2 separate regions of the Homo sapiens genome follow, and region 2 is linked to region 1. Evidence: read pairs that join two places in POLR2A ChIA-PET (ENCODE). Cell type or tissue: GM12878. All regions are shown on one strand.

Region 1 (2,500 bases):
CATATTTTGATGCTCCATTTCTAGTTATACACATTTGGAACTACTATGTTTTCTTGGGGAATAGAAGCCTTTTTCATTATTTAATGTCTTGCTTTGTCCCTGATGCTATTCCTTGTTTTGAAGTCTATTTTCTTCTTTCTATTGTCTTTTTGATAATAGCTTTCTTTTGATATGTGCTTGCACGGTGTATCTTTTTCCATTCTTTTACTTCTAACCTCTCTGTGTCTATATTTGATGTAGGTTTCTTATATACAGCATAGAGTTGGGTCTTGCTTTTTAACGCCTTTTTTTTTTTTTTTTTTTTTTTTTTTTTGAGATGGAATCTCACTCTGTCACCAGGCTGGAGTGCAGTGGCACGATCTCGGCTCACTGCAACCCCCGCCTCCTGGGTTCACAAAGTTCTCCTGCCTCAGCCTCCTGAGTAGCTGGGATTACAGGCACGCGCCACCACATCTGGCTAATTTTTGTATTTTTAGTAGAGATGGGGTTTCACCATGTTGGCCAGGATGATCTCGATCTCTTGACCTCGTGATCCGCCTGTCTTGGCCTCCCAAAGTGCTGGGATTACAGGTGTGAGCCACCACACCCAGCCTCTCACCTTGTTTTAATTGGCATATTTAGTTCATTCACATAAAGTATGATTATTGAAATGTTTATATTAAAATACACCATCTTGCTAGCTGTTATTCATTTGTTCTATCTGTTCTTTGTTTCTTTTCTCCTCAGTTTCTGCCTTCTCTTGGGCTAATAGAGCCTTTTTTATTATTCCATTTTATCTCCATTGTTAACTTACATTTCATAACTTCATATTTTTGCAGTTACCCTGGAGTGTAAATTATACATCTTTAATTAGTTGCAGACTTCCTTTAAATAATATTATATCATTATAATATTAGTAGTATAAGGACATTGGAATAGTATATTCCCAATTCCATTCTTATATTCTTTGTGCTGTTGTCATGCATTTTACTTTTACATGTGCTATAAACGTATGATACACTACTACTAATTTTGCTTTAGACAACCAGTTATCTTTTCAGTCAATTAAAACAAAGAGAAAAAACTAAACTTTTATTTTTCTTTTATTTATTCCATTTCCGTCACTCTTCATTTCTTTATGTAGGTTCAAGTTTCTGTCTGCTATCATATTCCTTCTGCCTGAAGAACTTCCTTCAGCATTTCATGTAGTTTAGGTCTGCTGGCAGTGACTTCTCTGTTTTGTTTGTCTGAGAAAGTCTATTTCTCCCTCATTTTAAAAAATATTTTCACTGGGCATAGAATTATGGGTTGACAGTTTAAAAATTTTGTTTTGTTTTGTTTTGTTTTTCTTTTCAGCACCTTAAAGATGTCACTTTATCAATCAGGAAATACACACACACACACATTAATACATTTAGCTTGATCCAATATTATATTCTGTCTTCCTTGGCTTAACATCCTGGGAACCCATTCCACAGATTTCAGTGGTTTTTAAAGACAGCTTTATTGAGGTATGTGTGTGTGTATGTGTGTGTACATATATATATATATATATATATATGTACACACACTATAGAATTCACCCATCATAAGTGTACAGTTGGTTGACTTTGAGTAAATTTATACAGTTATGCAACCATCACTGTGGTCTAGCTTTAGACCATTTCTATCCCCACAAAAAATTCCCTTAGCCTATTTGCAGTCACTCCTCACTCCTATCTCTAGCCCCAGGCAGCAACTGATCTGCTTTCTGTCTCTATAGATTTGCCTTTTCTGGAAATTTCATATAAGTGGAATGATAGACTATGTGGTCCTTTTATGTCTGGCTTCTTTCCCTTAGCATTGACCCCACAGCAGCCAGTGTACTTTCTGAAATTCATTTAAAGTAGAAGCTGTGGCCATTGATATGAGATCTTTCTTATTTTCTAATACAGATGGTTCCTGACTTACGATGGTTTGACTTATGACTTTTTTTGCTTTACGATGGCATGAAAGCAACACTCATTAGTAGAAACTATACTTCAAATTTTGAATTTTGATTCAAAATTCCTTATAACTATTATAAAATAGGCTTTGTGTGAGATGATTTTGCCCAACTGTAGGCTAATGTAAGTGTTCTGAGCACATGTAAGGTAGGCTAGGCTAAGCTATGAAGTTCAATAGGTTAGGTGTATTAAATGCATTTTTGACTTAGGGTATATTCAACTTATGATGGGTTTCTTGGGATGTAACTCCACTGTAAGTTGAGGATCAACTGCATAGACATTTAGTGCTACAAATTTCCCCCTTGGCACTGCTTTAATGGCATTCCACAAATTCTGGTGATATGTTGTATTTTTGGTTTTATTCACTTCAAGATATCTTCTAATTTCCCTTGTAGTTTTTTTCTGTGACCTGCGGGTTATTTAGAAATGTATTGTGTAATTTCCAAATATTTGGGAATTACCTAGATATCTTTCTGTTTTTTACTTCTAATTTCAATTTGTGGTTGGTTGAACCTATGGTTGATGGAACCCACGAG
Region 2 (2,500 bases), 240 kb after region 1:
GAGACAGGGTCTCACTCTGCCACCCAGGCTGGAGTGCAGTGGTGCAGTCTCAGCTCACTGCAGCCTCAACCTCCTGGGCTCAAGCGATCCTCCCACCTCAGCCTCCCAAGGAGTTGGGAACACAGGCACCTGCCACCACGCCTGGCTAATTTTTGTAGAGATGGGGTTTCATCATGTTGTTCAGGCTGGTCTCTATCTCCTGAGCTCACATGATCCACTCATCTTGGCCTCTCAAAGTGCTAGAATTACAGGCGTGGCCACCGTGCCCAGCCAGCTTCTTCACTTGTATTAAGATAATTGTATTAAGATAATTTCACCCTGGGCAACCTGATCAGACCCCAACCCTACATTAAAAATACAAAAAGGTAGCTAGCGTGGAGGCACACACCTGTGGTCCCAGCTATTCAGGAGGCTGAGGTGGGAGGATCACTTGAGCCTGGAAGTTCAAGGCTGCGTTGAGCCGTGACACACTACTGCACTCTAGCCTGGGCGATGGAGTGAGATCTTGTCTCAAAAAAATAAGAATAAAAAAAGATAATCTAACATTGGTGATTTCAAAAGCTGTTTATAACTTTTCCTTAGGGCATTTCAGCCAAGAAAAAGAAAAGAAAAAAGGGTGCTTTCAAATTACAACAGCTCCATGGCAACCAAAAACCTAGCCTTGTACACTTAGGAGTCATTCCTTTCAGAAACATGTATGGAGGTTTGCCTAGCTGACAATTGCTTAGGGTGACGGAACAGTTAATTAAAAGATTGATAGTCTAAAAAGGAAAGAACTAGATCAATGTTTGTGAAAGTTAGGTTCTCAGATCAAACAGGTCAAACTCTTGAGCACACAGCAATCACATAAGGTATCTCTGTCCAGCATAAAAATTTGGCTTTGTCTGTCATGTACAATCCAGAAAAAGCTGAGGAAAAAAAACAACTGTAAATATCTTTTTGAAAAGTGCCTCTCCACCTGTGCTGACTAATCAAGCAAACCAGATTGGCCACTGGAAATTCTGTTTTTCTCATACAATTCAGCTAGTCCTAACTGAAATGTGAACATTTGAATATTTAACCTCTAAACTCATTTGATATGGAATAAAAGGATTTTAAAAAGATATTTTAAATCAAACTGCTGTAGACGCTGCTTTACCCAAAATTTTGATCTTCAGCCTTCATAAGATTACCTATGGGGTCAAATAATGCTCAGCCACACGAACGGGTCTCATTTTGTCAGAAATTGGATCCAACTGTCCTTTTATAAACTGGCAAGCGTATATTACTATATTGTACTGTCTCATGACAAAAATTTCAAAATGAAAGCTAGGGAATCTGTTTCTATGTAATCATGTGTCCGTACGTTTTCACATTCTGTGTAATATTTTCTACCAAAATATATGAAAAATATCTAATTAATTAAAGGGAAAAATTAAAAGCATTAATTATTTTATCAAAAATATAGTAATTAGGTGGGCATAGTGAGTCACGCCTGTAATCTCAGCACTTTAGAAGGCTGAGACAGGTGATGACTTAAGCCCAGGAGTTCTAAAACTAGCCTGGGCAGGCGGGGCGCGGTGCTTCACGCCTGTAATCCCAGCACTTTGGGAGGCCAAGGCGGGCGGATCACGAGGTCAGGAGTTTGAGACCAGCCTGCCCAACATGGTGAAACCCCATCTCTACTAAAAATACAAAAATTAGTCTCTACTAAAAATACAAAAGGTACAAAAGTTAAAAAAAAAAAAAAAACTAGCCTGGGCAACATAAGGAGACCCCCATCTCTACAAAAAAAAAAAAAAAAAAAAAAAAATAGCCAGTGTGGTAGTGCGCACCTGTATGCCCAGCTACTCAGGGAGCTCAGGTAGGAGGAGAGGATTGCTTGAGCCCAGGAGGTTGAGACTGTAGTGAGCCATGATGGCACCACTGCACTCCAGCCTGGGCAACAGAGTGAGACCCTGTCTCAAAAACAGTGGCTCATGCTTGTAATCCCAGCTACTTGGGAGGTGGAAGCATGAGAATTGCTTCAACCTGGGAGGTGGGGGTTGCAGTGAGCTGAGATTGCACCACTGCACTCCAGCCTGGGCAACAGAGCGAGACTCTGTCTCAAAAAAAATCTGTAGCTGGGACTACAGGTGCGCGCCACCACGCCTGGCTATTTTTTTTTTTTTTTTTTTTGTATTTTTAGTAGAGACGGGGTTTCACCGTGTTAGCCAGGATGGTCTCGATCTCCTGACCTCGTGATCCGCCCGTCTTGGCCTCCCAGAAAAAGTTGTTTCTAAAGGAAAAACACTAAAATATGCCTGCTATTAGATTGCAGCCCTTTGCATTGTTTCTTATCTACATGAAGACGGGACTAGACCCCAAATCCTCCTAATTTCCTCTAATATTTGGCTAAAACTCTCCAACTAAGAAAAAAACCTGTTATGTTGCTAAAGGCCTTGAAGCTGAAGCTGGAAAACTTGGTATAAATATCCAGGGACAAGTCTCATGCCTGATGTATGGGTCACACAGGAAGTTC

What was found. Peaks named below come from ENCODE experiments on the same cell type or tissue, not always from the same donor. Only the 100,000 strongest peaks of a DNase experiment are listed, where the experiment ranks them.
Region 2: POLR2A ChIA-PET joins it to region 1 with 11 read pairs; 3 of 35 experiments call an interaction of 5 or more read pairs at or near these places.

The regions. Positions count from the first base shown.
Region 1 is chrX:154,742,026-154,744,525 of GRCh38, reverse strand. The region is part of intron 1 of GAB3 (GRB2 associated binding protein 3); the gene reads left to right. Among named protein-coding and RNA genes, the nearest start is that of GAB3, 7.8 kb to the left of the region's middle. In GM12878, no CTCF peak of the experiment used is centred here; no DNase peak of the experiment used is centred here.
Region 2 is chrX:154,497,982-154,500,481 of GRCh38, reverse strand. No RefSeq gene overlaps it. Among named protein-coding and RNA genes, the nearest start is that of SLC10A3, 8.6 kb to the right of the region's middle. In GM12878, no CTCF peak of the experiment used is centred here; no DNase peak of the experiment used is centred here; H3K27ac peaks cover 278 bases.